2 separate regions of the Homo sapiens genome follow, and region 1 is linked to region 2. Evidence: chromatin contacts called from ENCODE Hi-C or POLR2A ChIA-PET data. All regions are on one chromosome and are shown on one strand. The core of a region is the stretch at or near the end of the contact, and the rest is flanking DNA. Distances in the headings are between cores, read along the strand shown.

Region 1 (4,773 bases), core at 2,274-4,773, 48 kb after region 2:
CTGGAGCACCACTGGCTGCTCGACCCTGTCCTGAGCACCCCACCCCAGGCAGGTGGGGCAGCCAGCAGGGTGGCCCCCCACCAGCCCAGGGGCCTTCCTGCCCACCCTTCTGCGGCTAGGGGCTGGCTTCAGGCCATCTGCCTCTGTGTCCAGCCACAGGGGCCTCAAGATATATTAAAGTGAGCTTCGCTAGCTCAATGAATGAAGGCTTTGAAAGTTCTTGTGACGACAGCTGAACACTCCCTGTGAAATAACAATTTTAAATGAAGTTGTCATTCACCAAATATTTTTAAAAGAAAAACACATGGGGCTGGGTGTGGTGGCTCACACCTGTAATCCCAGCACTTTGGGAGGCCAAGGCGGGCAGATCACCTGAGGTCAAGAGTTCGAGACCAGCCTGGCCAACATGGTGAAACCCCGCCTCTATGAAAAATACAAAATTAGCTGGGCATGGTGGTGCACACCTGTAATCCCAGCTACTCGGGAGTCTGAGGCAGGAGAATTGCTTGAATCTGGGAGGCAGAGGTTGCAGTGAGCTGAGATGGCACCACCGCACTCCAGCCTGGGTGACAAGAGTGAAACTCCATCCCCCCGGCCAAAAAAAAGAAAAAGAAAAAAAAAACCCAACATGTATTGGTGACAACCGGGGCTCTGAAATAACTTCCTTATGAATTCTGCAGCTGTTTTGTAGTGGAGGTGAAGGTCAATTGAACGATTTCTTTGAGGAAGACCACAGTAGAACATACCAGTAGGAAAAAAAAAACAATAAGCAATCATGAAAGAATATTTAAAGTTAAATCTGTCATATTTACTTTTCAAAAGTGACACACGTATCACTGGCTGATAGAACACACCTCGAGATTTAACTCTTTGTTTTCATGCTGGACGTAATAAACGTCCTTAATTTTGCAATATGAAAACAGCATTGCCATGAATCTTCCCTGTTCCTCAAGGTTATTTTCTGGGTCTAAGGCTTGTTCTCATTGTTGCATTTGTCTTTTGTCAAGGTCTCATCATGGGTTTACTATCCTGCAGGGAATTTTAGATTAAGCAGCTGGCCATAAATTAATGGTCACATGAGGAAGAGCAAGGAAGGATTACCTCAACACAAGTCACAACAGCTCTCATAGAAACATGCTCCAGTTTACCTCATTTTGCAGGTGTGAGAACAGTTTTGTTTTGTTTTTTGAGATAAGAGTTTTGCTCTTGTTTCCCAGACTGGAGTGCAATGGCACAATCTCGGCTCACTGCAATCTCCGCCTCCTGGGTTCAAGCTATTCTGCTTCCTCAGCCTCCGGAGCAGCTGGGATTACAGGCATGCGCCACCACGCCTGGCTAATTTTGTATTTTTCCTAGAGATGGGGTTTCTCCATGTTGGTCAGGATGGTCTCGAACTCCCAACCTCAGGTGATCCACCCGCCTCGGACTCCCCAAGTTCTGGGATTACAAGCGTGAGCCACAGTGCCTGGCTGAGAACAGTTTTATAAGTAACTACTGATTCCCAACTCAGGTATTTTTACCCCACTCTTTTCCCCCATTGGGTGGCTGACCTGGATCTATATTATCTTTGTGCCAGTATACCAACTTTATGCCAAATGCCATACATTCTTTGAGGGAACCTGGAGCAGCTCCTTGAGTGAGGTGGGATTTGAGTTTAGGATTAGAGGGTGGGGAAGGTGGACAGGCATTAACACTAGAGCAAGGTTCCCCAGGCTTTGAGGGAAGACTGGACGTAGTTGGGAGGGTGTGATGCTCTCACTGCGTGGCCACGAGATGAAGGTGGGGCATGTGGAGAAGCCAGGTACAGGCAGTAAGGGTCTAATGGAAGAGGGGCCACAGGGTTGGGAGAGGGGACATGATGCTTAAGTGAGAATGTCCCTCTTGTGTCCCTGAAACCTGAGCCCTGCAGATGCTTCCTGAAGGATGGAAGAGTCTACACTGTGGGTCAGGGCTCCCCAGTGGCCGCAGATGGGATGAAGCCACCACCAGAAAGAGCCCAACTGAGTGTGGGGTGGGGTGGGCCCTGCAGGATGTCACATGAAGAGCCCATGAGATGGGAGAGAGGAGCATACGTCGGGCGGGGTGAGACATGACCCAGGCATGCACTCCCCAAACCTTCAGACACGGCTTACTGCATGGTGGAGGAATGGAGAACATGCATTTTACTCTGATTTTCTCTAAGGAATAAATTTTATTTTAAAATCACAGAGAAGGAAAAAATCAAATGGAGTATCAAACCTTAATTTAAGAAATCCATCTGCTTCATCAAAAATTTGCTGTGAGCTTTTAAGAATAAACAGGGCAAATTTACTTTATTCAAGAATGATATTCTTTTTGTAAAGCCTATCTTCAAAGTAATACATTATTCAATTTCTGCTTTAAACCCTTCGTTTTTATTCATTTTCCTTTTCTTCTTGAGAAAATCTCAAACTCACTCATGGTTCCATATATGTACTACGTGCCTGAGAACAGTGCTGTTCCCCACAGACGGGCTGGGAAGGCAGGAAGACAACCCCACTCCTGCATTTAATCTCTCGTCTCCAGCAACATACTGTAACTTAAGCACGGGAAGATCCTAAAACACATGACAGGTGAGGAAGGGACTGGAGACACCTAGTCCTGTTTCCCACAACCTTCATTTTCAGTTCCACCTTGGACCGCTGCTGCCTGGGTCACCCATGAAGAAGTGGCCTGCCCTGGTAGTCACAGGTTCCAAGTCGCCCAAGCTGGAGAGCTACAAGCACTTCCAGAAAATCTGGGACATGCATGGTGAACCATCCAAACGGGAAGAAGGTCATTACAAAAAAAAAAAAAATGACGGAACGTCCATAGTGGAACCTAGTCTTACACATTAGGCTCATCACCTAGCAACTAGAACCCTTGCTGAGGGTTTCCACATCACTTCCTGATCACTCCCAGTGACCCACAGTGGGGACGTGTTGGGGAGATGATGGATGCGGGGCTAGAGCAGGAAAACCATTCTCATGCTCCTCATTTCCCCCCAGACCTTCTAATAAGATCTGCTGTCAGAAAGCCCAAGGGCCTGGCTTAAGATCCCCTAACGTTCCCTGTCCCTGGTCACCCGAGAGGGCAGAGCCCACAGGGAGGACAGCTCTGTGAGTCACCTACCGGGACCAAGCCCTAGGTACCTGCACCGCTCAGCTGTCACCACTGCTTATCAGCAGTTCCAGCCCAGCCCGAGGTTCTTATGGTTCCTTTAAATCTGAGGATGTCCTAGGAATGGGCATCATGTGTTTAGTTGCTTATTTTCCAAGTGTAGCAGTGCCACTGGGACTCTGGGCACGGGGACTGTTTTGCAAAAGTTGAAAACACACACGGGTAAAAGCCGGTCAAAGAAAGCAGTAGCCAAACTAAAGTCAGGTTATATATCCACCAGGGCTTTACCTCATACCTGCCTACAAAAGGCACAAGATCAACAAGGCCTGTTTGTACCACGGTCTGAAAAACGAGCCAGCACCGCCCTGGGCAGGACGAGGAGCCCAGGGCTGCCCAGGTTCTAAAAGTAAAAGCCTCCCACGGAAAATAGCACGCCAGGGATTCCAACACGAGGAATCGAGGTGGTTAGTGACTCATTTTCAGAGCCAGGAAGGTGAGGTGCAGCCAAGACCCAAGCACCATCAACTACGTCTGACAGCTAAGAGGAGGGCAGCCGAGATCCTCAGGTGTAACCACAGCCTTACAAAGGCACACAAAGCCAGGACGGTCTGATCTGAGAGTCAGCAGAAGCCTAGCTTTACATATAATGAAGCTGGGGCTGGAAGGAGGCGGGAGGATCATGTTACATGGCGGGGTCTCCCCCAGATGACCTTAAGGGCAGCTTGGCAGGAATTTTACTTCCTTGCATTGATTAAAGCCCATGAACAGCCTTAAGTCCCCAGACAAAATAGCAAAACAGGTCCTGGACGATTCAGCGCGAGGTGGGACACAACAGGGAGGGAGAAGTCAGTATCCAGGGGCACTGCCCGGACCCAGAAGGCGGAGGCTGGGATGTCCCCAGCAGAAACGGACTTCCCTGGACTCCAGCAGGCTCTCTGCGGATAAGGGATTGGAGTGAGTGAGAGGAAAGAGGAGGACAGAGGCAAACTTTTCTTTCTGCCCAGTTCTAGGCCATCAAGGGAGTGAAGGATCCCCAAAGACATAAGGCAGAGCTGGGAGAAGAAAGGAGAGGAGGAAACAAAAAAAGGAACAAGAAGTAAGGATGAGGAGACAAAACAAATGGCATGGAACATGCTAGAAGCCTTCCAATGACTTCCCCATGTGGAAACTGCACACCCGGGCATCCCTCCCGGCTTTCTGTGGATGGGCCCATCCAACGCAGCTCTTGTTAGAGGAGTGCACACTCCCCTCTACTATTTGGTAAGTGTTTGTAGCAAGACCAGTGCATAGGTGGGACGTGATCTGAAAGTTTACAAGAAGGAAGTGAAAAACCACTTGTGAGATTGTGGGGAGAAAACGCTGGGAGCCCAGAGACACCACAGGCGTCAAGAGTCCAGGGACCATGCATGGTGGTTTATCAGTGGCAAGGAGACCAAGGTTTGACCCAGCCTGACCTCGTAGCACTTCCTCGTCCAGATGGATGTGGGCTTGTCCTCCCATCACGCACCTGTCCAAGCTGGCTGCACCTGCATGGACTGCTCTCCACTCTGCAAGGGCCAACACAGCTCACACCCACCCCGATGCCAGAGGAAACCGAGGCACACGGCTGGAAGCTGCCAGTGGGCAAAGCGCTCCAGCCCCAGCTGGTGCAGAAGC
Region 2 (4,674 bases), core at 481-2,980:
CTTTGCAAAGACTTTTATATGAATTTTTATAGCACATTTATGTATCACAACCAAAAATTGTAAACAACCCAAATGTCTATCAACAGATGAATGAATCCAAAAGATACATAGTTGAGCTATACTATATATCTCAACCAAATACTACTCTCAATAAAAAGAAATAAACTATGAATACCTACAACTTGGATAAATCTCAAAATATTTATACTGAGAGAAAAAAGTCAGACGAAAAAAGGACACACTGTATTATTCCATTTCTATCTCTTAAAAATTCAAAATAATCTGCAGTGACTGAAAGAAGATCAGTGGTTGTCCGGGGCCACTCTCAGTACCAATTTACTGTATGAGTCTGTTCTCACACTGCTAATAAAGACATACCCGAGACTGGGTAATTTATAAAGGAAAGAGAGTTAATTGACTCACACTTACCACAGAGTCCCCACAGGGGCAGCACCTAGTGGAGCTGTGAGAAGAGGGCCACCGTCCTCCAGACCCCAGAATGGTCGATCCACGGACAGCTTGCACTAAGTGCCTGGAAAAGCCACAGACACTCAACGCCAGCTGTGAAAGCAGCCAGGAGTGGGGCTGTACCCAGCAAAGCCACAAGGGTGGAGCTATCCAAGGCCATGGCAGCCCACCTCTGGCATCAGTGTGACCTAGATGTGAGACATGGAGTCAAAGGAGATCATTTTGGAGCTTTAAGATTTAATGACTGCCCTATGGATTTTGGACTTGCATGGGGCCTGTAGCCCCTTTGTTTTAGCCAACCTCTCCCATTTGGAATGGCTATATTTACCCAGTGCCTGTTCCCCCATTGTATCTAGGAGGTAACTAATTTGCTTTTGATTTTATAGTCTCATAGGCAGAAGGGACTTGCTTTGTCTCAAATGAGACTTCGGACTTGGACTTTTGGGTTAATGCTGGAATGAATTAAGACTTTGGGGGACTGTTGGAAAGGCATGGCTGTGTTTTGAAATGTGAGGACGTGAGATTTGGGTAGGGTGGAATGATATGGTTTGGCTGTGTCTCTACCAAAATCTCATCTTGAATTGTGGCTCCCGTAGTCCCCACATGTTGTGGGAGGGATCCGGTGGGAGGTAAATGACTCAGGGGTCGGTTCCCCCCATGCTGTTCTCGTGACAGTGAGTTCTCATGAGATCTGATGGTCTTATAAGGGCCTTTTCCCCCTTTTGCTCGGCACTTCTCCTTCCTGTCAACCATATAAAGAATGACATGTTTACTTCCCCTTCAGCCATGATTATAAGTTTCAAGAGGCCTCCCCGGCCATGCCAAACTGTGAGTCAGTTAAACCTCTTTCCTTTATAAATTACCCAGTCTTGGGTATGTTTTTATTAGCAGTCTGAGAGTAGACTAATACAGGAACGCAGTGGCACAATCATGGCTCACTGCAGCCTTGATCTTCTGGCCTCAAGAAATCTTTCTGCCTCAGCCTCCCGAGTAGGTGGGACTACAGGAATGCACCACCACGCCCGGCAAATTCGAAAGAAAAATGTTTGTAGAGACTGTGTCTCACTGTGTTGCTAAGGCTGGTCTCAAACTCCTGGGCTCACGTGATCCTCCCGTCTTGGCCTCCCAAAGTGCTAGAATTACAGGCATGAGTCACTGTGCCCAAGCCTATTTATTTATTATTTTAGAGACAGGGTCTCACTCTATTGCCTGGGCTAGTGTGTAGCAGCACAATCATAGCTCACTGCAAACTAGAACTCTTGGGCTCCAGGGATCCTCCAGCCTCAGCCTCCTAACCAGCTAGGAATTGGCGTGTGGCACCATGCCCAGCTAAGTTGTAAATTTTCTGTAGAGACAAGGTTTTGCTACGTTGCCCAGGCTGGTCTCCAACTCCTGGCCTCAAGTGATCCTCCCACCTCGGCCTCCCAAAACTTTGGGATTACAGGCATGAGCCTGGCCAAATTATACATTTTAAATATGTGTGGTTTATTTTATGTCAGTCAGACCTCAATAAGGCTGTTTAAAAAACGAAAGGGCAGCTAAAGTTTTCAACCGATAATTAACAATGTGTTTTTTTCAAGTGACACACATTTTCCCAAACTTTTGGTTTTTTGAAAGACTCTTACTGAGCAGCTAAAAACAACCAGTTAATGAACTGCCTGTCTTTAAGAAACTACTGTCATCTGACTTATCCAAGGCTATTTTCAACTTAGGGAAAGGGAAGCTTATTTTTGTAAGAAAATAATTGCTCCTCCACCTGCACTCAATTCATTCTCGAGCAAAATTAACCTGCTGAGAATAAGGGTGTTATTTTACGTGCCTAAATTGCTTGCCCATGGAATTCTTGAAATAAATTATTTTCACTGGGACTGGGCATCCTTTTAATTCTAGATCACTAATTTAACATCCGCTCATCTGTTGGTCTTGAATATCAGCAACCAGTGAGTCCGACTCATCCCAAACGACAGCAGATGGCCAGGCTCCTCCCCCTGCATCCAGACTCACTTCCTCCTGGTGAAGTTGGCTCTCCAGCATCCCTTCCAGTACTGGGCTCCCAGAAGGATGCCTCTGAGAGGCTTCCACGCACATGAGTGTTAATTTCATGTGTCAACTTGAGTGGGCCACAGGGTGCCCGGATTAAAGATTGTTTCTGTGAATGTCTGTCCTCTGTCATTATTTGGAAAAGCTGGAGGAACACAGGCTGCAGATTAATGAAGACCAGGACACAGCAAGACACTGATTCTGCAGCACCTGCTGTAAAATGATTCACTCCAGGAAGCACAGGATCAGTGCAAATAAGTGCTGTTAATAATTAACTACTTTGCAGATGAGAGCTGGCCAGTTATAAGCTCCTCCCCTGTGGATCAATCAATAAGCAATGGAAATAAAGCATCCCTAAAATTATATCTATAGGAGAACACCGTTTCATTTTATTTTATTTAGAGCTTTTCAAAAGTACATTTTTTTGTAAAAGATAACCTCTCTGTGTCTTCTTTTAAGTGCTTGATTAGTGAAGTATGAAAATATCAACTATGTCAGGAAAGCAAGATCACAGAAGCGGATTATCCCACTTGCATGCAAAACCAAGGACAACAATTAGAGAAGAATATGCCTCATTATGTCCAGGTGACACCCATGCAATGCAGGGCTTCTCAGTCTCCAATGGGCACATGAATCCCCCAGGATCTTGTCAAAATGCAGATCCTTGCCTCAGTGGATCTGGGCAGGGCCTGGGACTCTGCATTTCTTCAAGGCACCGAGTGAGGCTGATGCTGTTATTCCACTGACCCGACAAAGACTTACGAAAATGAGGAATCCTGGGCAAAGAGCTTTCCAACCTAAGGTGCACCGTGCAGCGCGGGCTTCCAGGACTCAGGATGTTCCCTGCTACAGATGGCAGGTTTGAGTCCCCCAAAATGTATATGTTAAAACTTAGCCCTTAGAATGTATGTGTTTGAGTCCCCCATGTATATGTTAAAACCTAGTCCTTAATTTGATGGTATTTGAAGGTGGGTCCTTGGGAGGTGATTAGGGCATGAGGGTGGAGCCTCACGAGTGGGATTAGTGCCCTTCTAAGAAGAGACACTCACTCGAAGTTCTGCCTCTCTCTCTCTCTCCACCATGTGAGGACACAGAGTGAAGGTGGCTGTCTGCAGGCCGGGAAGAGGGCCCTTGCCAGACGCCAGATCTACTGGCGCCTCAATCTTGTATTCCCAGCTTCCAGAACTGTCAGAAATAAATGTCTATTATTTATACGTGACCCAGTCTGTGGTCATTTCATTACAGTATTAGGAACAGACCAAGATATTCCCTTTCCAACAATCTGAGCTATCCTTCACTTCTTCCCATCACCTGAAATACAAAGGGTTATCACTCAGCCTATGATGCTAGAAACCGCAGACGCTCTACCTTCGGGTTTAGGAGTGCCATGAGCTAAAAGCTCCGGCCTGCTAATGGCAGAGGGTAATTGTGGCTTCCATGACTGGGTTCAGGAAATGAGTGCCACTGGGGACCTGTGACTGCAGGGAAAGGTAAGGAAATGCACTTCATTCTATTAAACCTCCCGGCTGAAGCGTTTGTCTGTGGAATGCTAGTGAGGATGCAGGACACACATTAAACAGCATCAAGACTTGCTTCTAGACGATTTTCTCCTTGAAGCCTAGACTTTAAACAGCCCTGATGTTTCAGGTGAAGGATCTCTGGGGAGCACCAGCAGCCCTGTGGAGCCCTCATGATGAAGTCAGCACAACACAGGGGGGCGGGGCGGGGGTGTTGTGTCTGCCTGGCACAGCCTGGTGGCTTCGTGGAGAGACAATGTTTAACAGCCAGTAGCATAGTAATCCAATATTCTCCACTCCTCTATAGAATACCTGCCAATAATGACAACATGTGAACAAAGAATTCCCCTTCAGCATCAGAACTTTCCATTAGAAACACGTCTACCTGCTCCTGTCTTTGATATCTCAGAAGCCCTCCAGAACATTCAGCGTGTCCAACTTGCTCTGGTTTTCTGGCACCAAGAAAGCTCAGGTTAAAGTCAGAGACTTAGCGTTCCCACCCACATTCCAGAATTCTGCCCGTGTAGAGCCTCTAATGATATCACATCCCTCACCGCGGCACTACAGCTGTCCTGCTCTCATGTGCAGGTAAGCGGTCACTCCTGAAGTCCTGGGCAAGGAAAAGATCATTGAGACGCAGCTTCCTCCT

What was found. A loop is a pair of places that touch in the nucleus more often than their neighbours do. ChIA-PET counts read pairs that join two places held with the same protein, here RNA polymerase II (POLR2A). Pooled maps may share reads with other maps.
Region 1: a loop to region 2 is called in a pooled map, with 2.3 times the contacts of the local background. The contact joins two enhancer-like sites. A Hi-C loop is called at or near these places in 1 of 168 maps with a recorded cell type or tissue (CD4-positive, alpha-beta memory T cell) and 2 of 50 pooled maps. POLR2A ChIA-PET finds 5 or more read pairs at or near these places in 3 of 52 experiments (HEK293, OCI-LY7 and activated CD4-positive, alpha-beta T cell).

Annotation. Positions count from the first base shown.
Region 1 is chr15:25,807,213-25,811,985 of GRCh38, forward strand. All of the region lies in intron 1 of ATP10A (ATPase phospholipid transporting 10A (putative)), which reads right to left. Among named protein-coding and RNA genes, the nearest start is that of MIR4715, 39 kb to the right of the region's middle. RefSeq lists an enhancer at 4,213-4,713. Within about 2 kb of position 3,524, at least 3 of the 41 ENCODE cell types and tissues checked have a DNase peak (open chromatin) inside an H3K27ac peak, as active enhancers do.
Region 2 is chr15:25,760,946-25,765,619 of GRCh38, forward strand. All of the region lies in intron 2 of ATP10A (ATPase phospholipid transporting 10A (putative)), which reads right to left. Among named protein-coding and RNA genes, the nearest start is that of MIR4715, 86 kb to the right of the region's middle. Within about 2 kb of position 1,731, at least 2 of the 41 ENCODE cell types and tissues checked have a DNase peak (open chromatin) inside an H3K27ac peak, as active enhancers do.